Regions from separate parts of the Homo sapiens genome. Here region 2 is linked to region 1. Evidence: chromatin loops called from intact Hi-C (ENCODE). Cell type or tissue: K562. All regions are shown on one strand. Links, peaks and the distances in the headings refer to the core of each region. The heading gives the core; the rest is flanking DNA. Region 1 has its middle 66 kb from the start of HSPA9. Region 2 overlaps SIL1 (SIL1 nucleotide exchange factor).

Region 1 (15,744 bases), core at 3,615-11,614:
TTTTACTGAGGGAGCTGCTCTAATCCCTAAATGGCTTTGCTGACAGGGAGGAGCTTCCCAGTGGTGGAAGGGGTGGGAAATGGGGACACACTGTCAGGAACCGGCTCTGCAGCGCCCTTGTCCCTGCACTTTTAGATTCCGGACACGCTTCTTGTGGCTAATGGAACTCGGAGATCTCTAACCTTGGCCTCCATATTCCACTCCCTGCCCCCGCCCCCAGAGTCTGCGGAGCCCAGCTTCTGTGTTTCCAGGAGGCTGAGGCTGCTGGGTGCTGGGTCTCAGTGTCGAGTGATTCTCTGGGACTGGAAGCAGCTGAGTGTGCCTCCAGTGATGTAGCCCTGTGGGCTCTCTGGTGACCATGTGAGACATCCCTGGGCCTGTGTGTAAAGGTGTGTGGCCGTGTGCACCAGTGGGTTTGTGTCCATTTACACACCTCCTGGAAACAAGTGTCATTGTGTTTGTGCCTCTGTCTGTCCCCACCCCCACATCTCCATCCATCTGTATTCCTCCCCAGGTTAGCGGGGGCTGGCCTCAGCTGGGGAATCATGCTTTTTCAAGGACTAATGACTTTTATCAGAATGATAATGAACTGATGACACAGGGAGGCCCTGGGCTCTGGAGAGAAGCCAGAGAAGGAGCAGTTGGGGACAGAGAGGAGGCTGGTAGGGTTGGGAGGCTAGAGGACTATGCCTCCCAGAAAGGCCAGCCAGCTCCATTCCTCTTTCAGTGGGGGAAGGAGACAGGGACAGAGGAAACCCAGGGGATGTTGGAAACACATTCTCCATTTCCCTTCCCTGTCCCGCCTGCCTCTTCCTGAACCTTCCATTCCCTGCTTTGCTATTCTTCTCGCCCTCCCAGAGGACTCCCCTTGACTACGGGGCTGTGAGGCTAAAGCTGGCTATTCCCCTCTCCCAGTCTCCTTCACTCTAGCCCTTACTCAAAGCCAGGTCCTGCCCAGAGATGGAGAGGGGAGCTGCTCCTAGAATTCTGAGTGGGCAGAGACACATAGGTGGCCTGAGCAGGTCTTAGAGGACCAGAAACTTGAAAGCTGCCCCTTGGGCATGAAGCTTGTCAAGGCTAATTGGCCTCAATATTCTTTCATAATGAGTGTAGGGCCAGGTGAGTTGTCAGTGGGGAAAGGAGAGGAGAATTCAGAAGCTCACAGAACATCCACACCAGGGACTTGGGAGATCACAAAACCAGGAACTGTTCTCATTGGTCAGAGAAGATAAGTGATACCAATCTCCCAAAGGTTTCGGAGAGATTTCAGGCAGAGTCTGCAGCATGCAGGGGCTCCCTCACTGGAAAAGCTCCTTCACCTGCTGCAGAGAGGCAGCCACGTCTCCCCAAGCCGGAGCACTCTGGCCTCTAGCACAGCCTGGCATGCAGTGAATACTCAATAAACATCAGCTGTTGTGGATATTAGCATAATCTTCTGGTGGAAAGTCTCTGAGGGTGGTCCCTGCAGAGAGGGGTAAGCTTCTAGGACCCTGGGATTCACAAGGAACGGGGACAGTGCAAGGCAGGCATGGTACCAAGAGACCCAGCTTAAAGACCAAGGAGGCAGGCATGCCGGCCCCCACTGTGGCCTCTCCTTCTCCTGCCCCAGTCTTTCAGGGTCATCCTCCCTCTGGGGCCTGCAGGGAGTCCTCCCTCTGTCCCAGGCAGGCCCAGTGACCTTTTGCTCAAGTCTGCAAATATATTCTTGTCTAGTCTTGGAAATGAAATTGTGCTCAACATTTGTATAGGGCTTTTCCATTGCCCAGCCCTTTACAGACATTAGCTAATTAAATGGAGGAGGGATAGAGAGGAGCTGGCCTCTGCAGTCAGGGACCCCAGGCCCTTCTTACCTGGGCCCCAGTCTCACTCCTCCCTTCTTTCCTGCAAGATTGGCCTTACTCTAAAGAGAAGGCAACTCCTGAGGAATTGGCCACTGAGTCAGAAAGCAAGGGAAGCTGGGAACTTGGTAATCTGTGGAATGTGTAAGGGTCTTCCTGAGGTCATCCTGTCCCACAGCCACACCCAACAACTGGCTTAGTCTGAAAGTGCAGTTCTGTGTCTGCCATGAGTGGGTCAAACACACAGGGCACACAGCTGTGTGGCCTGTTCTAGGGATGGGGCCAACCTCTCACCCCATCTGGGAGGCACAATTGTGGACAGCTGCTCCCAGCCTGGAGCGAAGCATGGAAGCCTCTACCTGCCGCGGTCTTCCTGACCAGGAGGATCGGAGGGGAGCCATCCAGTGTCAGCAGAACAGCTTGCCCTGCCCTCCCCTCCATCTCCACCCTCCTAGAACTGCCCTCCAGGGCACAGCAAGTCAACTCTCACCTGGGGAGGGTGGGGGCGGATTGGGGGGCAGGGAGAGATACCAGTTACGGAAACTGACATAGACATAGGGAAGAAATAGGCCATATTTCGAACTGAGACTGTGGGAGAAAGGAAAGGAAGAAGACTAGAAGGAGAGATGGAGGAAAAAAACATCTTCACGGGGTGCCCGTAGTGTCAAAGATTGAGGATTTCTTCGCGGAGCCGCAGGCAGCCCCATGTTGGATTCCTCTAGCCTGAGAGAGCTGCCCCTCCCACCCCACTGCCTGTTATCCCTCATACCCACGAGGGACGGCATCACAGGTGCCCACTTCACAGGCATGGGCTTCTTCACGGGGCAGGCGGTGCACGTTTTCCTCCCTGATCCCGTCAGAGACTGGAAAGTGGAGACTCGCTCTCCTTCCACAGCCTGGCTGCACTCGGCTCACCCTGATCCCATCAGTCTGCCTGGAGCCGATTGGAGAATCAGCAATTCTGGAGACCCCGCCAGGTCCAGCAGAGGAGGACCTGACCTCCCCGCATCATAATTATCTGTCTCATAAAAAACAGGCATTGAACTTCATAAAACCAATTAGGGCTACAGGGCCAGGTCATGGTAGCAAGTAGGAATTTAGCTCTGGTGACAGTGGCAGTCAACTCCAAGGACAGAGCAGTATGTGACAGCTCCCTCCTCTCAGGCCCAGCCCTATAGGCCACCCAAACAAAGCTCCTGCAGATGCAACAGAAGAGGTTGAGGTCAGACCCAAGGAAGGACTGGCAGGGGCAGGAGCACTGGAGTGGTTTCTTCCCTTTGTGACAAGCAGCCCAACAGAGCCTGAGTCCTCCCTCCACAGCCTTCTCTGGTTCCAGAAAACCTCAAGAGCTTCCCATCATGTTACCAAGGCAACTGTAGCCCTGCAAGATTCACAGTGAGGATGGAGAGAGAGCGGGGACTGACAGGAAGCCCAGACAGAATGCCAAGGTGGAGGCACACATCTGAGACTGAGCAGGGAGGCAGGGGCTTTGGGCCACAGCAAGCAGCCCCTGCCTTTCTGTTTGGGCTGTTCCAGGATCTGTTTTCCTGCAGGCTGTGAGTTTGTTTTACAAACCCCAGTCCCCTGTGGGCGAGAAAACAGCATCAAAGCTTCCTTCCCTGTCAGGTGGGGATGGAGTGGGGGCAAAGGAGGGCTCCTCCACAATTTCCCAGCATGCCAGATGCTGCAGCTCCTGGCCCAGCCCACGGGCAAGGGTTCTCCTGCTTTCAAAGGCCAACGGGACCCTCCTCCATCACCACTGCTTGCTCTACCATGGTCCCCTTGGGAGGCAATCTTGCCAAGGAATCAGCAGCACAGGCTGCTGATTGGTTGGAATTGGAGAGAAGAGTGTTTGGCTCCTGGCTTGGTCATTTTCTAAGACTCCATGACCTTGGTGAAGTCACTTCTTGCTCAGATTGTTTCTTTAGCTGAAAATCGGGATAATATGATGAATTCTTAGGATTTAATAGTACCATATACATCATGTGCTTGCACCAAGACTGGCACTGTGTCAATTTTTTTTTTTTTTTAAAGCGGTTTGGGAGTCTCTCTGAGCCTACTCTGGCTTGGGAGCCTGCCTGATTTAAAAAATAATAATAAATTAAATAAAAAAGAAAAAAAAAGCTGTTAAAGGCTGGGCATGGTGGCTCAGACCTATAATCCCAGCATATTGGGAGGCCAAGGTGGGAGGATCGCTTGAGGCCTGGAGTTTGAGATCAGCCTGGGCAACATAGTGAGACCTCATCTCTTTTTAATTAAAAAATTTTTTTAAAAAGCTGTTAAAATGTTATCATTATTATTACTATTCTGATTTTTATTATCATTGCGTGTGCCTCTGTTTACTTGTCTGTAAGATAGAAATCATGATTAGACCTAATTCAATGAGTAGTTTGCAGATTTCATGAGACAAAACACGTAAAATGCCTTGAACAGCACCTTAGCCATGGGAAGTGTCAATTAATAGGAGTGATCCCTATACTCCCCTCCTTACCCCCACCCCAGGCCTTCAGATTACCTACTGGGGAGCCACCACCAAACTGGCCCAAACTCCCAGTTCCCTAAGTAGTAGGGGCTATGAAAACGAGGTTTCTGGAGCTGTAGTCAGGGAAGCCATTCCTTTTTCCTTTTTTTTTTCCTCCATCCCTGCCCTCTGCGGAAGTCATTCCTAATTGCAATGCCAGTGAACTTCAAAGTCACTCCTGTCTGGGAAGGAGGCTTTGATCTCTGTGCTTCCTCATTTCTGTCTCAAGCCTGAGGTCCCCTGAACAGGCCGATGTCCAGCTAATGCCCAGTGTCCTGGAGAAAAGGAGTAAATGTTCGTTTAGAATGGAAAAAGTTTTGCCCCTATACAGAGGGCCTGGTATCAGGCTTGGGGTGGGGGGACACACAGGAGGATGGATAAGGTCTGCACCTCTTCCAGGTGCCTAAGTTCCCTGTCTTCTGTTGGTCCAGCTGAGGCCTTATTTCAGCAAGGAGATCTGAGATGTGGCTGAGGAGGGTGGACTGCTCCCAAATCCTCACTGCCTTCTCCTCTGAAAATACCAACACTCCTCTGGGCCCTGTCATGCTTTTGACCTTTGAGAGGGATGAAGAAGCTGATTTGCGATGGGCTTTGAACAGATACAGTTTCCTCATCCTTGGCCCTTCCCACAGATGTGCACCTCACTGGTCCATTCCCACACTGGTTTCACAGGTGGGTGTCTCAGGGGTCTGCAGTGTGTGCCGTGATCTGCAGCTGGGAGAATTTAGAGGAAACCTCAGGGAAAACGTCCTTGGTGAAAGAGCTGAGAGACGCAAAGAAAAGGCTACAGGCCCACGCAATTTTCTTCTCTTCAGATTTTCAATCAGAGAAGGCCTCTTCCCTACCCCCTACTGCCCTAGAGAGCTCCAGAGTTAATGCCTCAGTAGGGCTGGGCTGGAGCTGAGGCTGGGTATCCACCCGTAGCTGTCAGGACCCTTAGGGCATTTTAAAAGGGTAGGGCAACCCCACACCACCCCCAAGGCAACCCTGTGGCCCTGTGGGATGAGGTAGACCCCTGAAGTCCTGAGAGTTTCTACAGAGCCAGGCTCTAGGGCAGGGGTGTCTAATCTTTTGGTTTCCCTGGGCTACATTGGAAGAAGAACTGTGTTGGGCCACACATAAAATACACTAACATGGGCCAGGAGCAGTGGCTCATGCCTGTAATCCCAACATTTTGGGAGGCTGAGGCAGGTGGATCACCTGAGGTCAGATGTTCAAGGCCAGCCTGGCCAACATGGCGAAACCCTGTCTCTACAAAAATACAAAAATTAGCCGACATGGTGGCACGAGCCTGTAATCCCAGCTACTCGGGAGGTTGAGAGACGAGGATCACTTGAACTGGGAGGCGGGGAGGTTGCAGTGAGCCAAGATCATGCCACTGCACTCTAGCCTGAGCAATAGAACAAGACTTCATCCCCACCCCGCCCCAAAAAACAAAAAAACCCACTAACACTGATAGCTGTGAGAAAAAAAAAAATCGCAAAAAAATCATGTTTTAAGAAAATTTATGAATTTGCATCGGGCTGCATTCAAAGCTGTCCTGGGCCACATGTGGTCTTGGGTTGGCAAGTTTGCTCTGGGGGAACAGATGACTTGGTCAGATGGAAGGGTGTAGACATAGGGATGACTTGGGCATGTCCCAAGTACAAGTCCACAGACTCCAGACTTGGCCTGTGCCCTCAGCTCTGCTGGCAATGCCTTTGTTGGCAGCCCAGAGGTCCCATCCTCCACACCAGCCACCACACCCAGGACTGCTCCTCATCCTTTGGACAGAGAGAATTTGGAGGTGCTAGAAGCCAAAAAGCCAGCCTTTTCTTTTGGGGCTGTGTAACCTGATACAGGCATCGTACCCCCCACCCCATCCCCCTAAGCCAGTGCTCATGCAGGCCCTGTTACTGGAAGGAGAAACTCCCAAGTGTGGGAGGCTTTGGGGTGACAGGGTGGGGAGGAGGAAGCCCGAAGAAGACAACTGGGAAGAAAGTCCTAACAGTGTCAGCTCCAGGTAAGGAATGTGCTGCACCCTGCCGACCAGCTCAGTACTCTAGGCTCAGCCCATCCCCATCTGATGGGGCCAGGAAGAGTCACAGAGGACTGTGAGATCTGGGAGAAAGAGAGAAAGCCATTTTTTTTTTCATGATGAAGAAGGTGGTGAGCAGGTCATGGGCAATAGCAACACAGATTAACCTGGGAAAAAGTTCTGAAGAAAATTGGGACATTCAGCTCTGCCAAGACAGTCAGACCAGGGTGAGCTACTGGGGGCTGGCAAATGGTCAGGGGTTACACTGTCCCCAGCCTAGGACCCAGCCAGCCTTGGCCGTGGCCCCAGACAAAGACTTGCCCCACTTGCTGATCTCCCAGAGGCAGAGGCCAGATTCCTTCCAGCCCAGGGAGTCTCTGGACAAGTCATAAAAGTGTTTCCTCCAAGTCTCTGTCTGGTCCTGCTAGAAAAAAATTGTCCATCTGTCAGTCTGCAGGTGAGTGGGGCTGGGTGCCGTGACTTACGCCTGTAATCCCAGCACTTTGGGAGGCTGAGGCAGGAGGATTGCTCAAGACCAGGAGCTCGAGACCACTTAAGCAACATAGACCCCACCTCTACAAATAAAAATGTAAAAATTAACCAGGTGTAATGGTGCGTATTTGTAATCCTAGTTATTAGGGAGGCTAAGGTGAGAGGATGGCTTGAGCCCAGGAGTTTGAGGCTGCAGTGAGCCATAATCGTGCCACTGCAAGCTTGGATGACATAGTGAGACACTATCCCTTTTTTTTTTATGGTGTGGGGGGATGGAGTTTCACTCTTTCGCCCAGGCTGGAGTGAAGTGGCGTGATCTCAGCTCACTGCACCCTCCGCCCGCCAGGTTCAAGCGATTATCCAGCCTCAGCATCCCAAGTAGCTGGGATTATAGGTGCCTGCCATCATGCCTGGCTAATTTTGTACTTTTAGTAGAGACGGGGTTTCGCCACGTTGGCCAGGCTGGTCTGGAAATCCTGACCTCCAGTGATCCACCCGCCTTGGCCTCCCAAAGTGCTGAGATTACAGGCGTGAGCCACCACCCCCTATCTCTTAAGAAAGGCCGACGCTATCTCTTAAGAAAGAAAGCAAAGGAAGAAAGAGAACGAGGTGACCGCACCAGTCACCTTCAGATTGATGGATGAACAGACAAAATTTCCGATGTTCCCTGAGCCAGGGCTAAGGCATCAGCCCAGAATCCTCTTCTCGGATGACTCAGGAGCGCCCCCTTCTGTCTGGTTTGGCTGAAACCAGTGTGGGGGGCGGGGAGAAAGAATGATTAAAGTAGATTCTAATCACAATGCCCAAAGACAGCCGCTGCAGGAGCAGGCCCTACCAGAAGGGTCCTCACTTTAGGCTGCCCCCCGATACTGCCACAGCCTGAATCAGAGCTGGACTTCCTCAAGGGGGATCAGGGACCAAGGAGGAGAATGTCTAAAGCGCAGTCGACCTGAGAGGACGCCTAGGCTGTCATACCTGGGCCTGGCAGCCTGGCCTCTGGGCACATGCCTAGAGCTCTGGAGGCCATCCAGCCTGCAGATGTCCCCAGCTTCATGAGAAAAGTCATGGTCTGTGTAGAAAGACCAGGCTCTTCCTCTGAGCCTAAGAAAGAAAGGGCTGAGACAGTCAATTATCTCAGGGCTATGAGTGTGTTGTCGGGGGATCAGCCAGCCATGGGAAGCACAAGAGGGGAGATGCTGCTTCTCCCCAGCAACTGCCCCCAGAGCCAATGAGACATGTTTCCCAAAGGACCTCCAGCTTCCTGTGTACAGGTGCAGAAGAGACCCGCAGACTCCTCTGGTGTTTAGTTCTAACATTCCATAACCTACAGGATTCTCTCTCCTGGACCATCTGCAGCTGCCCTTTCCCAGTTTATTCGTTAGTCTGATTTTTTTAAATTAATTAATTTATTTATTTGCCATATAGAGTCCACATTGGATCTTCAGTCTGATTTAAATCCATCTTGCTGCATCTGAATGACAGCTAGAAGAGAGGGAGGGGGAAAGCAAAGGGGATGCTGAGAAACTGAGGAGGAGAAAGACAAAACAAGGAGAAGGAGTGGAGAGAGAACTGAAGGAGTGGAGAGAGGAAGACCCGAGCAAGTACCTGAGAGGAGCCATCTGCCCGGTGGAGAACAGCTTCTGCATTGTCCCTAGTCACTCTCCCTGTCAACACTTCATAGCTGCAAGTCCATGCTCGCACTACATGTAGGCGTGGACACACACACATACACACACACATCACATACTTAGGCTGTGGAGAAGGCCTGGCTGTGTGTGGGGCTTGAGGGGCAGTCTGCCCCCTCCTGAATACTTATCTTCTCCTCCTCACACCTCCCCACCCCTCAGCCTTCCAGCACTAGTTCTTTGTGCTTTCAAAGCAGCTCCCTCCCAGAATGCTACCTCCAGGAAGTGCTGAGCTGAGAGAATGGGGGAATGGAAGGAAGGGGAGCTAGTCCTCTTCCCCCGACAGCACTGCTCCATCAAACAGCACCCCCTCCTCCCCTCACCTCCACCTCTTTCATCACTGCCACTGACAGCTGCAAAATCAGCCCTCCTCATCCTGAGCAGTGGACTGCGGGGATGTGTCCGTCTATTTCCTATCCACTTCCTGGGGCAGAAGACAGCTGGGGACGGAGGTAGAGAAGCAGCATCCCCATCCGTGCCAATACCGTCTCCCTCCCTTCCCCCATAAGTAAAGAAAGTCCTCCAGCCAGGCCCTAGAAGTAGCGTGCAGTCACCCCAGCTTTCTAAAATCCCTGTCCACAATGCCCCCGGCCCTGTCCTCCCAAGGTAGACTCTATTTCTCAGACCTTGGAAAGTCGCTCTAGGATATCTCACCCTGAAAGACAGATCCACTCTTGGAATGCTGGGAGACAGTGATGGATTCGCCCACACACTAGCAACCTACTTCCATTAACTTCTATGTCCAAATAATTTCTTTAAATCACAAGGATGAAGCTGGGGAGGGGAAGGCAAGCCTGTGACATCAATCTCCAGCAGGGATTCCTCCTTCAAACCTGGCCAGGGCAAAGCAGGAAAAATACCCAGCACATTCTTCTGGGACAAAACTATGGAAATGAGCCCCCACCCCACCCCGCCACCCACAGTGCCTCTTCTCACCTAAGTTCTTGGCCACCCTCTCCCTTGGTTCTGTGGAAAGACAGCACAGATAGAGGCTTTTCCACCCCTTCCTGGAGGTTTCAGGGCTCCGGCTGCTCCTTGGCAAGGTGCGGGCTGCCTCCTGGGGCATCCCAACCCCCCTAGCAGCCAAGAGAGCATCTCCTGCATGACCAGTGCCCAGGGTGACAGAAAGGGCAGGGCATGAGAAGGATAACTAAAAGCTAAGAGCTGTACCTCAGCTACCAATTTACCATTCCTTCTCAAATTACCCCAATTACTGCCCTCATTTTACAAAGGAGGAAGTGGAGACTTAGAGGGTCTAACTTGTACAAAGCTAGCTGCTAGAAAGGGACAGATCCGAGTCAAGCACAGGTCTTCCATCTCCAAAGTCTGCCTTTAGGGAGATCATGTCCTGGTAGGGAGGGGGGAGCAGGAAGCAGGTGACATTTCAATTGCTTAGTGTTCCCATCTACCCTTGGCTCTGGAACACAGGTTCATCAGCTCAGACCTACTGTTCTAGCCCCAGCCGGGCTTACCCTGCCTGCTGCTAATCCAGCCTCCAGCTGGGAGGTTTGGACATCTTGGGGATGGGCCAGGTGGAGCCTGGAAGGCAGAGGGGACAGAGAAGGGAAGAGCTGGCATTTTGACAGGGCCCAGGAGCAGGCAAGGGGAAGAGAGCTGGGCAGATGGGCCTGAACCGGCCATGTGGGGAGGCTGGGCCTTGAGAAAAGTGTAGGCATAATGGGGCCTGGCTGAAACACGGCTTCACCCAGTTGGCACTTCTTGCTTCCTTCATTGTCCCTATTGCTTTGAATTGTCTGCTTTAGATGTGATTCTTTTCAAATGGGCACCTTCCACCTACAAAGGGACTGGCATGGGGAGAGATTACTGATGTCATAGTCTTCTTCCAGTAGCAACAGCAGGCTAGGGAACTGGCAGCCCAGACCACAACAGGAGCAGTTTGTGATGTTCTGTTGCAGCAGATTGGAGAGGGTTTCCCATGGCTCAGACCTGAGGCTGAGGAACCAGAATAGAAAAGGCAGGAGAGAGGAGGCCCTGAGCTCTTGGACAACCATCGGGCTTGTTGGTGGCCTGGAATACAGGTGTCCATATAGGCTTTCCCCTCCGAGTAGGAGAAAAGTCAGCACTGTCCAGCCCTGTGGCTCTGATGACAGTGGTGGCTTAGTGTGGTGGCTTTGTGTGGTGTCCCCCTTAGAGGTGCTCTACCTCTTCCAGGCTCTGAAGTTCCCATAAACGAGGGGAGAATGAACAAGAACCAGTCACTGGCACTTGATGGTTTCTCTTATGTTGTTTCTCTTATGTTGTTTGCAACCTCCGCCTCCTGGGCTCAAGTGAGCCTCATGCTTCAGCTTCCCAAGTAGCTGGGACCACAGGTGTGCACCACCACACCTGGCTAATTTTTTTGTGTTTTTTGTAGAGATGGGTTTTTGCCATGTTGCCCAGGCTGATCTCAAACTCCTGAGCACAAGCAATCTGCCCACCTCGGCCTCCCAAAGTGCTGGGATCAAGAGTATGAGGCACTGCACCCAATCTGTTTGTTTTTTCTTTTTTTTGAAATGGAGTCTCGCTCTGCTGCCCAGCCTGGAGTGCAGTGGTGTAATCTCAGCTCACTGCAACCTCCACCTTCTAGGTTCAAGCAATTCTCCTGCCTTAGCCTCCTGAATAGCTGGGATTGTAGGCACGCACACCCACGCCTGGCTAATTTTTGTATTTTTAGTAGAGACGGGGTTTCAGCACATTAGCCAGGCTGGTCTGAAACTCCTGGGCTCAAGTGATCGGCCTTTCTTGGCCTCCCAAAGTGTTAGGGTTACAGGCATGAGCCACTGCACCCAGCCTGTTTGTTTTTTCTATAGTCCTTTTTAAAGCATGACTCCATGTCCTTCTGAAGCAGAAACTCACCTCCTGTCTCAAGTGTTTCATTGAGTGGGGGTGGAGTGGGATATCTTTCCTTTCCAGAATCTGGGAGAGCTGCAGTGGTTTGAGTTGTCTAGTGGAACTGCCTTAGTCAGTTCAGGCTTCTATAACAAAATACTGTAAATGGAGTGGCTTATAAACAACAGATTTTTTTTTCTTTTTCTTTTTCTTTTTTTTTTTTTTTGAGAGAGAGTCTCACTCTGTGGCCCAAGCTGGAGTGCAGTGGCGCCATCTTGGCTCACTGCAACCTCTGCCTTCCAGGTTCAAGCAATTCTCTTGCCTCAGCCTCCCAAGTAGCTGGGATTACAGGTGTGCACCACCATGCCCAGCTAATTTTTGTATTTTTAATAGAGACAGGGTTTCACCATGTTGGCCATGCTGGTCTTGAACTCCTAGCCTCAAGTGATCTGCCTGCCTTGGCCTCCCAAAGTGTTGGGATTACAGGCGTGAGCCACTGTACCTGACCAGAAATTAATTTCTCACAGTTCTGGAGACTGGAAATCCAAGATCGGAATCAACTTCTGGGTGGGGCCTTCTTCTTCCTTCAGATGGCCAGCTTCTAATTGTATCCTCAGCTGGCTGAGCACAGAGAGAGGAGGCAAGCAAGAAGCAGCAAGCTCTCTCAGGACTCTGGTTTTAGAGACCAGGTCTTGCTCTGTCACCCTGGCTGAGTGTAGTAGCACAAATAGCTCACTGCAGCCTCCAACGCCTGGCCTCAAGCAATCCTCCTGCGCTGGGCTCCTGAAATGCTGGTATTACAGGTATGAGCCACCATGCCTAGCCCCGTTCATGAATGAGGGCACTAATCTCATTCATGAGGGCCCCAATGACCTCATCTAATCCTAATTACCTCCGAAAGTCCCCACCTCCTAATATCATCACATTGAGGGGTGGGGTTTTAACATACACATTTAGTTGGGGACACTTAGTCTGCAGCAAGGACCAAACACATCATGTCAAGAGAAGCAAGAGGCAAATACTTCGAGACTGGCCTTGATCCTTAGAATATCTGGTTACTCTTAAATAAGGGCTCTCCAAATACTCCCTCTGTAGATCAAAGCCAAAGAACCCAACTCATCAAGAGTGGCTGCAGAAGGTGCAGCCCACACAGTCTGAGCACTAGAGGATCCCTAGGTATCCCCTAGATTCCAGGTCAAAGGCCCTCACCCCCTATTTGGTGACAGACTCAAGTACGAGCTTGTGGATTTTGAAATGAAAAGCAGTTGGTGCGGGAAGGAGTCCTTTGCACATAGAGGTGCTCAATAAATGCTGGATGCTGGGAGAAGAACATGCTCTAAAGGAGGCCAATGTTCTGTAATTTGAGGAGAGAAGAGGAGGCTGAGTAGGACTGGGGGGTCTTGCTACTTCAGCCAAGGTAACCAGGGAGCCTCCTCTGCACCCCTACCAAACTGGAGGTGGGAGGACAGGTTATCATTAGGTCAGATCAGCCTCCTAAGCCGGCATGAATCATTCTCAGGCCACCGCTGAGCCTACCTAGTCTCTGGTCTTGTCTAGACACTTCCTCTCCAGCTGAGGCTGGGAAGCAGGTGCAGTCACTTACAGCCTCACTCTTCACGGTGCTGCCATTAAGGACCCTGATTAGTAGAGCCCCATGCCGGGTTGCTAATGGGTTGAGGACATTAAGCATAAATGCTTTCCCAGATATGGGCTTGACCAGAGCCCAGGAAGAAACAAATATTTTAATCTCAAAGAAATAGCATGTAGGAGGGGAGGGGTTCCCTCTGCTTACTCGGCATCTGTTGTCCTCCCATCTTCCACCTGCCACACTTGCTGCCATTCTCAAGTCCCGGGAATTCCCTGTCCAGGCAGTGGGGTTTGTGGCAGGGGAGAACAGATCTTCACTCACCCAGGTGTATGAGAATGGAAGAGATTCTCAAAGATTTAGAGGGAGGGGGATTTTGTGGACTGCCTTGTCCTATAAACCTGATGGTCAAGAAGTCCTTGACATTGAATTTGGATGACTCTTGTGATAACTCAAGCCTACTTCCCCTTGGTTGGGGAGCTGGAGAAAAGGACTGAAGATCATGAGGGACATCTTTTGACCCAAACAAGTTGCTTTAGGTCAGTGATTCTCCCAACGTGGTTGGGACCAGCAGTATTGGCATCCGCATCAGCTGGGAACTTGCTAGAAATGTAAGCTCTCAGGCCTACCCCAGACCTACTGAATCAGCTCTGGGTGTGGCATCAGGCAAACTTGTTTTTTTGTTTGTTTGTTTTTGAGACAGTCTCACTCTGTTGCCCAGGCCAAAGTGCAATGGCATGAACACAGCTCACTGCAGCCTCGACCTTCTGGGCTCAGGTGATCCTCCCACCTCAGCCTCCAGAGCAGCTGTAACCATAGGCACACGCCACCAAGTGTGGGTAATCTTTTGGTATTTTTAGTAGAGATGGGGTTTTGCCATGTTGCCCAGGCTGGTCTCGAACTCCTAGGTTCAAGTGATCTACCCACCTCAGCTTCCCAAAGTGTTGGGATTACAGGTGTGAGCCACTGCACCCAGCCCAAACTTGTTTTAACAAGCCTTCTAGTGGTTCTTATCCACTTTCAAGTTTGAGAACCACTGCTCTTGGCTCTCCCTCTCGGACTGAAGGGGAATGTCAAGAGAAGGAAGAATTATGAGGGATGCAGCAAGCAGCCTCATCCAAAGAAAAAAAGAAACTGGAACTTTCCCAATGTGGAAATCTCGAGCCAGGCCTCAGAAGAGGCCTCTGATCCTCTGCGGCTGTAAATGTCAGAGCAGTGTCTAAGTGGCCCTGTGAGGAGGGAGTTGGGGGGAAAATAACCAAGCATGACCTTTTGCATTTTGCCCAGAGCAAGGAAGGATAATGGAGCAATCTTTTCAGGTCATTTATCTCCTACTCAGCCTCAGCTTTTCTCAGCTACCTTTCCCTCCAGCTGGGGCCCCCTAAAGCCTAGCCCTCCTTTCCTTCTCTTCCACCAGCCCTCTGCAGCCCTCTGGCCAGGCCCCTTCCCACCCCCGCAAGCCCCCAACCCCAACCCCCACCCCCGTCTATCTTTCCCCCTCCTCCATCAAATGAGAACTGGTTCAAACTGTTTCTTTTTTCTTTCTTTCTTTTCTTTCTTTCTTTCTTCTTTTTTCTGTCTCTCCCTCCCTCCTTCCTTTCTTCCTTCCTTCCTTTCTTTTTCTTTCTCTTTCTTTCTTTCTTTCCTTCTTTCTTTCTTTCCCTTCTCTCTCTCTTTCTTTCTTTTTTTGAGACAGAGTCTTGCTCTGTCACCCAGGCTGCAGTACAGTGGCGCAATCTCGGCTCACTGAGACCTCTGCCTCCCTGGTTCAAGCAATTCTCCTGCCTCAGCCTCCCAAGTAGCTGGTATTACAGGCACTTGCTACCACACCTGGCTAATTTTTGTATTTTTAGTAGATTCAGGGTTTCACCATGTCTGACCTCAGGTGAACACCCACCTTGGCCTCCCAGAGTGCTGGGATTACAGGCCTGAGCCACCGTGCCCGGCCTCAAACTGTTTCTTAAGCAGACCAGCAAGGAACGAAGCCCTATTCCATAGGGAATAAGAGGGAGAAAAAAAACACTATAACCTGTAATGGGGCAGCCTCTCTTCAGACCCCACCCCCTTTCCTTTTTTTTTTTTTTTTTTTTTTTTTGAGACGGAGTTTTGCCCTCGCCCAGGCTGGAGTGCAATGGCACGGTCTCAGCTCACCGCAACCTCCACCTCTTTGGTTCAAACGATTCTCCTACCTCAGCCTCCTGAGTAGCAGGGATTACAGGCATGCGCCACCACACCCAGCTAACTTTGTATTTTTAGTAGAGATGGGGTTTCTCCATGTTGGTCAGGCTGATCTCGAACTCCCAACCTCAGGTGATCCACCCACCTTGGCCTCCCAAAGTGCTGGGATTACAGACGTGAGCCACTGCGCCCGGCCTCCTCCCCTCTTTCCTACCCAGGCCATACCAGTTTATCGTGCCTCCATAAAGAGTGAAGCCACTCTTTCCCTGGCCTTTTACACAACACCTGAATGGTCACACTTGCAAAGAAAGAAAAGGACAAAATCTAGGCTCCTAACCAATCCATATGTTTCCCAAGGGCCAATAGTGCTCTATAGCTTATTTTCCTTCTACATCTGCCATACTAGGTAACAAACGCACTAGATGTCTAATGAATATTTCATAAATTGAACTCAAGGGAGCTCCTAGAAGCAAGAAACTAAGGAGTCTGTTTCCAAATTGGACCCACAACAGGAATCAAGACATGGGTCCTCCTGAAATGACTAAGGAAGAAGCAGCCTTCTGCTGCCTTTGTTCCCATGCACTGCTGTCTTCATCTGT
Region 2 (15,744 bases), core at 4,817-12,816, 500 kb before region 1:
TTTGAAGCCACATTTCCCCTCAACCCCAGCATAGGATCTAAGCTGTGTGGTGTGCTGTGATACCAGGGCTGTATCCTGTTGGTGAAGGCAGGCACTGATCTGTAGAGTGTTGCTGATGAGGGTAAGTGGTGAGATGAGTGTCTCAGGGTAGGGTTCAGCTTACAGATCTGCAGACAAACTGAGTTGTCCACAGACAGATTAGATACCTCTTTGGAGTGGTTGGAAACCCCTTGGGAAAAGAGCTGAAAAGAGCTGAAAAGGCAAGGGAAACCCCTTGCCTGAAAAGAGCTGCTCTATACTCCTGCCAGGGCAAGTGACACTCTTCTGGATTAAGGTGTTTATTTGCTTATCTGTTCGTCTGTCCACTCACCCATTTATTCACCTATTTGTTCATCAGCTATACCTTTACTGAGTGCTTGCTGTGTGTTAGATCTAACTAGAGATTAAACAGTGGATGAGGAAGGAGTCCCATGTACTCAGGCAATTCATATTTACAGTACAGTTTTGTGGATCTTATGATAGTTGCACAGAGAATTATGGGAGTACATGGAGAATCAACAAAATATGGCAAATAAAATCCAACAGAAAATAAAAGTGATTATCTGACCAAATTGAGCTTACCCAAGAATTCACGGGTGGTTTCATATTAGAAAATCTATACATAAAATTAGCCACATTAATAGGTTAAAGGTAAAACTATATGATCATCTTAGAGGTAGAAAACACACTTGATAAAATTTAACACACATTCATGATAAAACCTCTTAGCAGTTTAGGCAAAGAAGGGGATTTCTTTACCTTGACAAAGAATATCTACCAAAAAACTACAGAAAAGATATTTTTTTCTTTCTTAAGTTTATTTTTATTATTTTTATTTTATTAAACATTTTTTGAAACAGAGTCTCACCCTGTCACCCAGGCTAGAGTACAGTGGTGCCATCATGACTAACTGCAGCCTCCACCTCCAGGGCTCAAATGATTCTCCCACCTCAGCCTCCTGAATACCTGGGACCACAGGCATGTGCTTCCATGCCTGGCTGAGTTTTTAAATTTTTTGTAGAGACAGGGTCTCACTTTGTTGCCCAGGCTGATCTTGAACTCCTGGGCTCAAGTGATTGTCTCACCTTGGCCTCCTAAAGTGTTGGGATTATAGGTGTGAGCCACCATTCCTGGCCTTCTTAAATTTTTAGAAGAGAGCAATATAATGTATTCATGTACCCAATGTCCGGTTTTAACAATTTCTAACTCATGGGCAATCTTACATTGTTTTTTAATTTTTTAGTATGATAAAATATATACAGCAGAAGGCTGGGCACAGCAGCTCATGGCTGTAATCGCAGCACTTTGGGAGGCCAAGGTGGGGCAATCACTTGACCCCAGAAGTTTGAGACTGCCCTGGGCAATATAGTGAGACCCCATCTCTACCAAAACACACAACACAATCTCATATACATATACATACACACACACACTCACATACTTATATATACACACACACAAAGCATAAAATTTGTCATTATGATGCCTCTTTATTTTTTTTTTTATTTATTTTTTAAGAGATAGAGGTCTCTCTGTGTTGCCCAGGCTGGCCTCAAACCCCTGGGCTCAAGCTATCCTCCCACTTTAGTGGGCCACCACACCCAGCAATATTTGTCCTTTATGTGTCTGGCTTATTTCACTTAGAATAGTGTTTTAAGGTTTCATTCATATTGTAGCATGTATCAGAACTTCATTCCTTTTTGAGGCTGAATAATATTCCATTGGAAATACACACACACACACACACACACACACACACACACACACACACACACACACACGCCCCCACACCCACACCCACATTTTATAAAAATCCACTTATCTGTGATGGCTGTTTGAGTCATTTTCATCTTTTGGATATAGTGAATAATGCTGCTGTGAACATTCACATGCAAGCATCTGTTTGAGTCACTGTTTTCACATCTTTTGGGTATCTACTTAAGCAAAGAATTGCTGGGTCATATGGTAATTTTATGTTTAGCTTTTTGAAGAACCACCAAACTTTTCCATAGCAGCTGCAACATTTTATACTCCCACCAGTGATGTATGAGGGTTCCAGTTTCTTCACATCTTCACCAACACTTGTTATTTTCCTTTTCTTCAATAATTATAACCATACCTAGTAGGTGTGAAGTGGCTTTGATTGGCATTTCTCTAATGATGACTAATGATACTGAGCATCTTTTCATGTGCCTCCAGGCCATTTGTACAATGGAGAGATGTCTATTCAAGATTATTGCCCATTTTAAAATTAGGTTGTTTGTCTTTCTGTTGTAGGAGTTGTTTCTGTATTCTGGATATTAAACCCTTATCAGATGTGTGATTTGCAAATATTTTGTTTCATTCCCTTGTCTTTTCATTCTCTTGATCGCGTCCTTTGCACAAAAATTTTAAAAATATTTTAATGAAGTTCAATTTATTTTTCTTTTACCACCTGTGATTTTAGTGTAATATTTAAGAAATCATTGCCGAATCCAAGGTCATGAAGGTTTTGCCCATGTTTTCTTCTAAGAACTGTATAGTTTTAACTTTTTTTTTTTAGATGGGAGGCTTGCTTTGTTGCCCATGCTGGAGTGCAGTGGCTCAGTCTCAGCTCACTGCAACCTCCACCTCCCGGGTTCAAGTGATTCTTGTGCTTCAGCCTCCCGAGTAGCTGGGACTAAAGGTGCCCGCCACCACGCCCGGCTAATTTTTGTATTTTTAGTAGAGACGGGGTTTTGCCATGTTGGCCAGGCTGGTTTCGAACTCCTGACATCAGGTGATCTGCCTGCCTCAGCCTCCCAAAGTGCTGGGATTACAGGTGTGAGCCACCGCACCCTGCCAGTTTTAGCCTTTTAAATTTCGTCCTTTAAAAATCCCTTTTTACTCAATAACACTTTTGTAAAAATCAGTTGACTATAGAGATGTGAGGGTTTAATTCTGGTCTCACAATTCTATTCCATTGGTCTATATGTTTATCCTTACATCATTACCACACTTTTGATTACTCTAGCCTTATGGTAAGTTTTGAAATTGGACTTGTGGAATTCTCCAGCTTTGTTCTTTTTTTCCCCTCAACTTTGCTGTTTTTTGTTTTTGTTTTTTTAAGAGATGGGATCTTGCTCTGTCACTCAGACTAAAGTGCAATGGCACTGTCATAGCCCACTGCAGCCTTGAGTTCCTAGCCTCAAGCAATCCTCCTGCCTCAGCCTCCCAAGTAGCTGGGATTACAGGCATGAATCACTGTGCCCAGCAGTTTTGTTCTCCTGCTTCAAGATTGTTTTGGATATTCAGGGTCCCTTGAAACTCCATGTGAATTTTAGGATGGGTTTTTCCATTTCTGCAAAAAATCCACTGGAATTTTGAAAGGGATTGCGTTGCATCTGCGTATTGCTTTGGGTAATACTATCATTTTAGCAATATCATATCTTTGAATCATGAACCTAAAATGACTTTTTATTTATTTATGTGTTGTACAGAAAAATTGAAATGGAGATCTTCTTTTATTTCTTCAGCAGCGTTTTGTAGTTTTCAGTGTAAAGTCTTTTGCTTCATTGGCAAAATTTATTCCTAAGTGTTCTTTTTGATACTGTTTTAAATGGAATTGCTTTCTTAGTTTCCTTTTTGGATCGTTCATCTCTGGGATATAGAAATACAACTGATTTTTGTGTGTTGGTTTTATGTCCTGCAACTTTACTGAATTTATTAGCTCTAACAGGTTTTATTTGTGAAGGTTTTCTATGCATAAGATCATATCATTGGCTGGGCGTGGTGGCTTATGCCCGTAATCCCAGAGCTTTGGGAGGCTAAGGTGGGCGGATTGCCTGAGGTCAGGAGTTCGAGACCAGCCTGGCCAACAAGGTGAAACCCCATCTCTACTAAAAATACAAAAACTTAGCCATGTGTGGTGGTACATGCCTGTAATCCCAGCTACTTGGGAGGCTGAGGCATGAGAATCGCTTGAACCCAGGAGGCAGAGGTTGCAGTGAGCCTAGATTACGCCCCGCTACTCTAACCTGGGCAACAAGAGCGAAACTCCATCTTAACAAAACAAAACAAAAAACCATATATATATATATATATATATGTGTGTGTGTGTGTGTGTGTGTGTGTGTGTGTGTGTGTATATATGTATATACACATGTGTATATACATATGTGTGTATATATGTGTTTATATATGTATATATACATATATGTATATACATTTATATGTGTATATACACATATATATGTATATATCATCTGCACATAGAATAGTTTTACATCTTCCTTTCCAATATGGATGCCTTTTATTCTTTTCTTGCCTAATTGCTCTGGCTAGAACTTATAGTATTATGTTGAATAGAAGTGGTGAAAGTGGGTGGCCGGGCGCGGTGGCTCACGCTTGTAATCCCAGCACTTTGGAAGGCCAAGGTGGGCGGATCACGAGGTCAGGAGATTGAGACCATCCTGGCTAACACAGTGAAACCCTGTCTACTAAAAATACAAAAAAAATTAGCCAGGCGTGGTGGCGGGCACCTGTAGTCCCAGCTACTCAGGAGGCTGATGCAGGAGAATGGCGTGAACCCGGAAGGCAGAGCTTGCAGTGAACCGAGATCGCGCCACTGCACTCCAGCCTGGGCAACAGAGCGAGACTCTATCTCAAAAAAAAATAAATAAATAAGTAAAAGAGGTGGTGAAAGTGGGTATCTTTGTCGTGTTCTTGGTCTTTGGGGAAAAGCTTTCAGTCTTTCACCATTAAATATGATGCTAGCTGTGGGTTTTTCATATATGCCTTTTATTATGTTGAGGATGTTCTTTTCTATTCCGGGTTTATTGGGTATTTTTTATTATGAAAGGATATTGGATTTTGTCAGTTGCTTTTTCAGTATCCATTGAAATGATCATGTGGTTTTTTTCCTTCATTCTATTAATGTGGTGTATTACATTGATTGCATTTCATATGTTGAGCCACTCTTGTATTCCTGGGATAAAACACCACTTGATCATGTTGTATAATTCTCTTAATATGCTGCTGAATTTTGGCTTGCTAGTATTTTGTTCAGGATTTTTTGCATGTATATTATAAGAGATATTGGTCTGGAGTCTTCTTATAGTGTCTTTGTCTTGCTTTGGTTTCAGGGTAATGCTGACTTCATAGAATGAATTAGGAAGTGTTTCCCTTCTCTTTGGTTTTTGTGAAGAGTTTGAGAAGGATTAGTGTACTGCTACCCTTCTTAACAGGCACCTTGCTGGCCAGTAAGTGCCTGTTAAACTCCTACCTTTTTGGAGCTTTGGCTTTGAAGTTGGGCCAGGTGAACTTTTCCATACTTTTTTGTTTTGACACTTCCATCTTGGCCGCCTGTCTGGGCAGCCAGCCATTCTGATTATGCAGCCTGGAAACTGCCCTTACAGGGTCAAGTTGCTAAGTTGGACTTTAAGACTGCGGCTTTTTCCATGTGTTCTCTGTTTCCTTTGGCTGATGAGTGTATGGTCTGATCTTGGGTTTGCTGAACAAGAACAAGGCCTCTGAGCCATTCAGGAGATCAGAACAAGTCAGCTGATAAGGGAGTAGGTTCTGTGCTGAAAATAATGTATTTTAAAGTGTTTTCTCAGATATTTAACATTTCAGGGTGAAAGATTCCATTGAGCACAGTTTTCCATAATTCTAAGTTCACATGTGATCATAGAGGTGGCCACACACACTTCTTTCCAAAGTAGTAATTTACATATGTATGCCATTAGGTTCTGCTGCTTTCACTTCCACTCAACAATTTTTTATGCATCTGCTTTTAAAGATAGGGGTCTCGCTATTGCCCAACCTGGAGTGCAGTGGTGTGATCATAGCTCACTGCAGCCCTGAACTCCTGGGCTCAAGCCATCCTCCCACCTCAGCCTCCTGAGTAGTTGAGACCATAGTTGCATCACCATGCCCTGCTAATGAAAAAAAAATTTTTTTTTTTTTTTTGTAGAGACAGAGTCTTACTTTGCTGCCCAGGCTGATCTTGAACTCCTAGCTTCAAGTCATCCTCCTACCTAGGCCTCCCAAAGTGCTGGGATTACAGGTGTGAACCATTGTGCCTGGCCAGCACCTGTTTTTATGTATTACCACAGTCCATATTTTTACCTATTTTAATGGCAGTGTTATTTTCCATTGTACTCTTCCAAATGGTTCTTTTTAGATTATTGATTTTATTAAATCAATGGCTATTTTTTGAGTGCCAGGAAAAGTGCTGGGCAATGAGGAGACAGTGGTATGTTACACAGACAATTGTCCCTCCCGCTGTGGAGCTCCCAGTCAGATGGATTCTAGTTATAGGCCTATGAAATAGAGCTTCACTGACACCTAAAACAGCCCTGGAGAGGATGAGGAGTTTGTGCAGTCCCTAGCTCTGGTTCCTATTGCTGCCTTCTAAAATGCGGGGGGACGTCTTGGCAGGACAGTGTCAGTTCTGCTTGTAACTGTGCTCTCAGCAAAGCACAGGATGGAAACCCTGTGACCATGGCAGAGATGGCTCTGAAGTGGAGCTGCCGCAGCAGGGAGAACTGCTGTTTCCTAGGCAATACTCTGCTTAATATTTTTAGCATGTGGTCATGACAGAACTAAATGTGGTTTCTGATCCCAAATTGGTAATAAATGTAGCCATATTTAGAGTCAGAAACAATGCATTTAAAATCCTCTGCTCCTTAATTGTCCTGCCAAGTACTGAGTTTAGGTTTCTTTGTTTCTTGGCTACCTACCCAGCTTCCTACCATCCCTTGTAGAAGGTGCCCGGATTTTCTCTGGGCATTCGGTGGGATTGTGAAAGCCGTGAGTTATGGCTCCCTGAGCTGTGTTGAGAGGCATCTGATTTTTGTGTTTCTGCCCACATATGTAAATGTGTACATTTTAAAATTCATCTCCCTTTCAAGTTTTTAAGGATCTGGTATTATAAATAGTCTTGGGCTCTCAGGCATGTTAAAAATAAAATGTTGCAGTTGCTGACTTACCTGGAAGACATAGTTGATACCAACATGGTAGTAGCAAGTCCTGTGCTTGGTGACCCATCCTCGTATTGTTGCTAAGTGTTTCTGTAAGTAAATGCTATTTTCTTGGGGCTCCCCAATTAGTTTAAGGAGTACCCTAATTATTGCCTAGCTCATTATTACAAAGTTGTAATTAGTGTCTTTTTTTTTTTTTTGAGACAGAGTCTTGCTCTGTCGCCCAGGCTGGAGGGCAGTGGCTCGATCTCGGCTCACTGCAACCTCCGCCTCCCAGGCTCAAGCAATTCTCTTGCCTCAGGCTCCCGAGTAGCTGGGATTACAGGCACCCATCACCACACCTGGCTAATTTTTGTATTTTTAGTAGAGACGGGGTTTCACCGTGTTGGCCAGGCTAGTCTTGAACTTCTGCCTCAAGTGATCCACCTGCCTCGGCCTCCCAAAGTTCTGGGATTACAGGCATGAGCCACTGCACCCAGCCTCAACTAATTTTTGTATTTTTTAGTAGAGATGAGGTTTCACCATGTTGGCCAGGCTGGTCTTGAACTCCTGACCTCGGGTGATCCACCTGCCTCAGCCTCCCAAAGTTTTGGGATTACAGGTGTAAGCCACCATGCCCGGCCCCAACTAGTTTTTGTATTTTTTAGTAGAGATGAGGTTTCACCATGTTGGCCAGGCTGGTCTTGAACTCCTGACCTCATGTGATCCACCTGCCTCAGCCTCCCAAAATGCTAGGATTACAGGTGTGAGCCACTGCGCCTGTCCTTTTCTTTTTAATAATTATGCTGTCTGAGACTAAGATGTGGAAGGCCACATTATCCACTGAATGTGAACAGGACATCATCCACCTGAGGCAAGTGACAATATCTTTTGTATATTCTGTTCCATAGTATGGTGCCCAGTGTGCTCAAGGAACTGACATTAATGCTGAAATTATCTTTGTGTGGTATTTGCTTTTAGAGTGTGAGTGCTGAATGCTTGCAATAGAAATGGCAAACAAATTGTACTTACCAGTTAGCAGATAGTTCCTTTAGAACTATGGACTGGAAATCATACCTTCTTCCCTATTTTAGCCCCTTTAAGAGGCCCTGATGTTTTCTGGAAGCTTAGAGACATCAGGGGAAAGGAAAGATGAATTCTGATCTCTCCTCCCCTCGAACCCTGACCGTGGTATCTGGATGACTGTGGTGTGAAAGTCCCTGGTGTTCTTTGGGAGCAGGCTATAGAGAAAGCCCATCGCACATACTGTCAGGAGATCCAGTTACTATTTTAAAAGGGGAGGGAAGAAAAGCCCTGGGACCCTTAGTCCCTGGATGCTAGCTGCATCTGTCTACAGTGGTCCCAGCAGTCTAGGTCAGCTGCATTTGCCCCGGCTGTTCCTACTCTCCCTGACTCCCCCTTAGAGGTAGGAGAGTGGCAGCAGGAATTTGGAGACAGGCCTGAGTCATCAGGAAGCGGGACTCTGAAGTGTTTGATGTCAGTCAGCTGGCACTGATGCAGAGCCAGCCAGCATCGCTTAAAGGTTTCAATGGAAATGTGTCTGTAACCACCCAGAGTATAGTCCAGGTGTGTGGGCTGACTTGTGGCTCAGGGAAGCTAGTCTCCAAAGAGGGGCTTGGTTGTCAGAACAGAAGACAGTTCTGTATGGGGGTGAAGCCCTCGCTGCTTTTGCTTATCCTATTCTTTGCTCAGAATTTTCTCTAATAATAGTAGTGAGAGCTATAAGCTTTATGAGCCCTCATTTTGTGTCAGGCACTGTGCTATATGCTCTATGTCATCTCATTTAATATAGACAGTCATACTAAATAGTTACTATCAAGTCCTCTTATAGATGAAGGGGTTGAAACTTGTAGAGGTTAAGCATCTGGCCCAAAGTCACACAGCTAGTAGGGGAGACTTGGCTCAAAATCCAGAGCCTGCATTCTTCCTATTACACTGTAGTGGGTTGGAAGGGAATGGAGCTTCTTGTAACCTTGGTTGTTATCAGACATGGGCTGATCACTCCCGGTACCTCAGGCAGGGTCAAGGATCAGGTATAAGGAGTAGGTCCCCTTGTCTGTATCTTGCTAGGAGCTTACAGTCTAGGACCTACTGGAAAGTACAGACTAGGACCTGAGTATTCCTCTGATTCATCTGGTCAACTGCTGGTATGCTTAGGCAAGCCCCATTCACCAAAGAAGACTCCGTCTTTGTCTGCCATGTAGAAATACTTCTGTCTTGTGTATTTTCTGCATGGAGGGGCGAGGTGTCAAGTTCTTGCCAGACAGTTGGGTGTGTGTATATACGTGGTGTGTGTGGTTGTGGTTTGTGTGTGTGTGTGTGTGTATATGTGTGTGTGTGCCTGGCACTGGGCTCCATGAAGGGGAGCAGGGATGCTTTTGCTTCGTGTATAGCTAGGAAGCTTGAGTGATAGGAGTTTAAGGGATCAAGTCACAAAGGAAGCCTGGCTGCAATCTGAGTCAAGGGATTTCTTCTTCCTGAATGCCTGTGCCTATGCCTTGGCTGGTCTGTGCCAAGGGCATTTAGTAATCAAGGTGCCTGTGTGTGGTATGTGTGTGTGTGCGCGTGTGTGTGGTGTGTGTTTGTGTGTGGTGCAGAAACTAGAACATGGTAGAGGTGGGTCTTTCCACAAGAGGGCCCCAGTAGGCTCATTTAAAAATTTCTGTCCTTTCTACATATGGCTAGCCAGTTTTCCCAGCACCCATTCAGAGGTGGGAATTGAACAATGAGAACACATGGACACAGGAAGGGGAACATCACACACCGGGGACTGTTGTGGGGTTGGGGGAGGGGGGAGGGATAGCATTAGGAGATATACCTAATGCTAAATGACGAGTTAATGGGTGCAGCACACCAACATTGCACATGCATACATATGTAACAAACCTGCACATTGTGCACATGTACCCTAAAACTTAAAGTATAATAATAATAAAATTAAAAAAAAAATTTCTGTCCTGACACAAAATGTGCCTTTTTATTTATACTGTTGCAGAACAAATAAAATGATGAGTCCAGTTTCTGTGGCTGATTTCACAGACCCCTCGAGAGACAGCACGGCTATGGAAAGAGCATGGCTTTGGGGCCAAACTGGCTTTGAATTCTGACTCTACTGCTCTGTGGCTGCATGAACTCTGGCACGTTACTTAACCTCTCTGAATTTTGGTCCCCTCATGGGTAAAATGAGCAGCATATTGGAACCACCTCAGAGGGTTGTCGTGAAGAGTAAATGAACTAATACTTTGCTTGCAACATGGAAAGTTCTCTATAAATGTTGACTATAATTATTATTTGACAGAATTAATTTTCCTCTGGGATGCCCAGATAGTATATTTGAATGCTGGGGGAAGGGGTGGCACTAGGGTATTTCTCTGTCTCCGCCATGGCGGAGTTATTATTACATTTCCACAAAGTGGAAGGACTAAAGCCTCCGGGCAGTCTGAGGCATGGCTGAGAGCCCAGAGAAGGTAGAATTGTGTCTGATGGGAGTTTCTTCTTAGAAATTTTACCTCCCTGCCCCCTCCTTCTGCTGGAGTGACTGATGCCCATCATTGTCCTGAGGTCATGTGTGTTGTGGGGTAGCTCTTCATCAATCATAGGAACTTATGTATGGTATTGAAGAATCCCTCTGTTGCACCCATGGAGGAATTTTTTTTTCTCTTTTCTCATTAAGACTTTAGTGAAATGTTGAAAAATCACATTTAGAAATGTGGCCTCAAATCTTCAAAATTTAGTGGACCCATTGAGCCTTTTGGAGTGGCCTACCCTTGTGCCTCTATGTCTTCATCTGTGGACACTCTTTTGAAGGGCCCTCTGACTGCCTCATTGCCAAATCCAGTGACTGATCTCCTGACATTGTTGCCTACAACTGGATTTTCTCAGGATTCTCCACTCTTTTGACCTGTGTAGGTCTGCACTAATCATGTGGCTGCTCCTCTGGTTTCCTTGCTTGCTCCCTTTTCCTAACGTGCAGCCATGAGTTGAAGACTATGCTTGGTCCGCTGTCCTTTTCTCTCTAAGGTTTCTCCCTAGAAAGATAGTCGCTCTGCTCCTGTTGCTTTGATGATCACCTCTGTGTTGATAGCACTGAAACTCTTGCCCTGCCTTAGCCCTGTCTACCTCTTCGTCTTCAACAGGTATGAGGTTGCCACAGCCTTCCTGGATCCATTGATAAGTTCCACGCCTAATGGCATTGAATTCCAATTGTTCTCTATGTAGGTATTGAGTGCCTGCCATGTCTTCTGGGTCTTTAGCAGTCCAAATAAAGATTGAGCCTTAAGCTCACTTCTAGCATTCAGATTCTTTGCAAGCTGTGGCCAAGTAGGAGAGATCTGGAGAGGGCCAGGCTAGGCTTTTTATTCAGTCACTCTGCTTGTCATGTGATTTCTTTTTTTTCTAATTTTGAGACAGAGCCTCACTCTGTCACCCAGGCTAGAGTGCAGAGGCATGATCTCGGCTCACTGCAACCTCTGCTTCCTAGGTTCAAGAGATTCTCCTGTCTCAGCCTCCCGAGTAGCTGGGATTACAGGCGTGCACCATGACACCCGGCTAATTTTTTTGTATTTTTAGTAGAGATGGGGTTTTGCCATGTTGGCCAGGCTGGTCTCGAGCTCCTGACCTCAAGTGATCTGCCTGCCTTGGCCTCCCAAAGTACTGGGATTACAGGTGTGAGCCACCATGCCCGATTGTGTCATGTGATTTCTTTTCATTGGATGCACTAACTTTTGTCGCTGTGATTGCAGTTTTTTTTTTTTTTTTTTGCTAGTTTGTTTAGCTCCCTTCTTGAAGATCTGTATTCTTCTCTACTGGAGTGGGAATGGAGTAGGTCGTGTTCCACCTCTGGGAGTACAGAGAAAGGGCTAGGAATGCTCCTCACTGCCCTTCCCATTTCATCCCATCCCATGTTGTCTTCCTTCCAGGTGCCTATTCCCAGCTGGGCCTGTGGAGCCCTTCTTGGCTCCCTGTGCCCTCTGGCAGGGCTAACATCTGTACTGCCACTGTTCTCCCTTGCAGGCTGCACGGTGGATTTTGTAGCTCTCTGTAGCTCTTTGTAGCTCTCTGGTTAGGCAGAGGCTTGGATCCATTGTGAACCCTCTACCCTCCAACAGCCTCCTCTAATAACCTTTTTTCTTGGGTGCCTTGGGTTTGTTGAGAGCAGTCCCTCTTTGCTTGGCCCTAGGCATGACTTCAAAACATAGGGGAGATATTATCCCCATTGTACAAATGGCCACTGGCTCAGGGATGTTCCAGTCCAGCCACCTTGCCAGCTGGGGGCTGGACTAGTTAGAAGCCACATTTGTTTTGCTGTTCAAAGACTTTCCATTTAATTGCTGTCTGCCTCTTGACTTTCTGTTTAGTATTGTCTCAGGCGGGAAAAGCTTGTTTGCCTGACTATTACAAACTTGTTTTTCTTGTCCTTCAAATTATTCTTTAAAATTCCATTTCTTTTCTTAAGCCTTTGCACGTTGTTCTCCCTTGTCAGGGGCGTCCTTTCAGTGTCCTCTTTGCGTTGTTTCTCCAGCTTCATATTTGTCTGCTTAAATTAGGTAGTGCACTTCTGTTTGTGTAGAGGTGAGTGACTGTATGTGTGCATATGAGTTTGTGCAGCCCATAAATAGTAATGAATGTGTGTCTGTGGAAGAGCTCATCCTCTAACCTTCAGTTTGTAAAGCAGGTGATTGTCTTACAGCTGTTCCTGCAGCTGGCAGTTCTGCATGTTGGTGGCTTGGCTCTCTGGATGCCAATATGCTAGGAAAAGCACTGAGTGGGCTGGGTCTGCCTTGGGGCTCAGCAGAAAACTGCCTCGGGTTTCTCCATTTTCAGCCAGGAGGGTCATCCTTTAACATTTATTTCCTTTACCTCCTGGGAGTAGCTACCCAACAAAAGGCTTTGGTCCTCATTTGAGGCATGGGTCAGCTGGACAGTGTGTGGATCTAACAGGGAGCAGGAGCTTTGGAGAGTAGTTGCCTGGCCTGGCTCTGATGGGCTGCGGGTCCAGGGCAGCAGTCATCATTTCCATTCCAATGATGGAGTGGGCCGGGCACCGAGGCTCAGGACTGTAATCCCAACACTTTGGGAGGCTGACATGGGTGGATCAGTTGAGCCCAGGAGTTCGAGACCAGCCTGGGCAACATGGTGAAACCCCATCTCTACAAAAATAATAAATTTTAAAAAGCCAGGTATGGTGGCACACCATATCTGCTACTCGGTAGTAGTCCCAGCTACTCAGGAGGCTGAGATGGGAGGATTGCTTGAGCTTGGGAAGCAGAGGTTGCAGTGAGCTGAGATTGTGTCATTGCACTCCAGCCTGGGTGACAGAGTGAGGCCCTGTCTCAGAAAACAAACAAAACAACTAATAAAAAAATGGAGTGATGATTAGATGCTAGGTGCTGTACCCAGTACTTCCTATTCATTGCTTTATTTAATCCTCGCTACCAACCTTTGAAGTAGAAATTCTTAATGTACCTATTTTATAGGTGAAGAAACTGAGGCCTAGTGAAGTTGTGTCCAAGATCACATAGCTAGGAAGTGGCAGAGCCAAGAATTGGCCTTAGGTCTGTCTGACTTCAAGTCCATGTGTTATACTACCCAGTGTTTTTGTTTCTTTTGTCTCTTTGCTTCAGTTTCTTCCTTATAAAATGGAAGTAGGAATTCTTGCCCTTTCACTTTTCCCAGGAGATTCAGGAAAACAAATACATGAACATACAGTGTAGGTTAATAACATGAGCATTTTATAAGATGGAATTCCAAGGGCTCCATGGCAGGCTACTGAGTTGGCTTTGCTTGTCCAGGACACTTAGAACCTTTTCCAGTTCTTTCTGTGCTCTGGTCCTGAAACTCAGCTACTGCCCATGGGTCCTGCCAGGTGTGTCAGAAGCTGCCAGAGACCCAGCAATACTGCTCCCTCTCCCTTTATTGGCTTCTTGCCATCCTCATCCCATTCTTTTGTTTTCCATTCTGGAGAAAAGACATTAAGAAGAGACGTCTTGTTTACACAGGGCCCAATCCCCACCCCCAGTCTTGTCTGAATTGTGTGGAAGACATGAGGCACTGAGAGAGGTGGGGGCCGAGTGGCCTCCTCCCACCTGCTCCCCAAACATCTGCTCTGGGCTGCAGTAAGCTGGCAATACAGATTGGTGAGTGCATCCAACCTCTATTTAAGCAGAGGTACAGCCTACAAATGGACACTTTTGATAGAAAAATGGGCATCTCAAGTACCTTATTGTCTCTTCTGTCCCAAAGCCCAAGGATACTTAAGGAAAGAGTTACCGGTGAGACACTGAAATAGTTTCCCCTTTCCTGGACAGAGTGATGGTATTTTATGTCAGAAGAGGGCCATAAATGTAAAGATGTAGGTCTGTCCTCCATTGAAAGCCAAGGATGATGAGAAGGATTTTTTTTTTTTTGCAGGGTATGCAGGGGCCATTGATCAGGTGAACCCAGAGTTTATGGGTGGCAAGTGGTTTGGGAATGGCACTATCATCAGGCCAGGTGTGCCAAACTGTGCCTCAATGGGATGCCATGACTTTGGCTTTACTTATGCCAGGGACCGCAGCTGGCTTTTGCCACTGCTGCTGCCTCTGTCCCTGCTTGTGATGGTGGGCCATCCTGGCAAAGCATAGCTGTGTGCCACTTCCCTTTCCCCCTTTCCCTTCTCCCTCAGCTTTAGCATAAAGCCCAGGGCAAACTATGCCTGCCACTTCTTGAGTAAGGACCAAGACCAGGTGACGTGGCTGCAGGCCAGGCCTTAAAAGGACGGAGAACACTGTTTTCCGTGCCTGCATGCTGTAGTTTGTACTTGCTCTTGCTCTCTGGATGCCCCTGTGAAGCCTGAGAAACTATCTCACACCTTTCTCCCAGCCTCACCTAGGTCTCTCCTCAGTCCTCTCAATCTCCCCATCCCTCTCCCACTGCCCACCTCAGCTCCATGTTCTTGTCCTCTCTTTCTCTCTCTCATTCTCTCTCCCTGTTTTGTGGAAAAATATATAGAGGCAATAACTGGGTCAGCTGTGCAGTCCATGTGGAATTATTGAGGGAAGATGAAGGATCCACTTGTGAATCCACCTCTCATCCTTAGTATTGGCAGAAAATGTTTCTGACAGTGTTAGCGTGTGTGCAGGAGACAGAGATGGCTGGGAGCCCTGTGGGAGCTACCATTTCTCTCACCCTCCACTCCTCTTCCCACTCCAAGGAGTGGGGGAAGCTGCTGTGTGTGCATCAGCTGCCCCTGACCTCTTCTTCCTCAGTCCCTTCTGGGCCTCCCCCTTCTGCTCATTTGTCTTCTTTGCCCTTGACTATTTCCTTCTCATTTAGCTCTTCCTCCTCTTCTTTTTCCCCAGCACCAGTTTCGTTGTTGATCCCTAGCTGTAAGAAGGAAGCTCATAACTGTGTGTCTGTATGTGTGTGTCTGTGTGTGTGTGTGTATACACATGAGTATCTCATGGAAGGGGAGGGATATCTGTGGCTTTGGGTTAATCTTTGTTTTGTTGTATGTTGTCCTGATAATGCTGTGAGTCCCCCACTTCTATTCTTTATTCTTTTTCTCCCCACAGCCAAGGCTGCAGCGTTAACAGAAGTATAGAGCAGTATAGGCAGCTCTAGGGTTGTGCCCTCTCAGGAACCATCTCCCTAGGCCTCCCTAGCCTTCTCCCTCCTGTTGTGGTGACGCCTTGCCCTTGTTCATCCTCACCCAGCCTGGCCCCTCTCCTGCTCACACCCAGGGATGGCCAGTCACCTATCCAGAGCCTGGTGTGGTGCTGTGAAC

What was found. Peaks named below come from ENCODE experiments on the same cell type or tissue, not always from the same donor. Only the 100,000 strongest peaks of a DNase experiment are listed, where the experiment ranks them.
Region 2: it touches region 1 in a loop (5-fold over the local background); 5 of 110 quality-filtered maps call a loop at or near these places.

Annotation. Positions count from the first base shown.
Region 1 is chr5:138,633,864-138,649,607 of GRCh38, reverse strand. No RefSeq gene overlaps it. Among named protein-coding and RNA genes, the nearest start is that of HSPA9, 66 kb to the right of the region's middle. RefSeq lists enhancers at 7,514-7,593, 7,604-7,683, 7,253-7,806, 7,807-8,360. In K562, for the core only: CTCF peaks have their summits at 6,392 and 7,600 (motif pointing left); a DNase peak (open chromatin) is centred at 7,587; H3K27me3 peaks cover 4,746 bases.
Region 2 is chr5:139,131,706-139,147,449 of GRCh38, reverse strand. The region is part of intron 1 of SIL1 (SIL1 nucleotide exchange factor); the gene reads left to right. Among named protein-coding and RNA genes, the nearest start is that of SIL1, 59 kb to the left of the region's middle. In K562, for the core only: a CTCF peak has its summit at 9,604 (motif pointing right); a DNase peak (open chromatin) is centred at 9,599.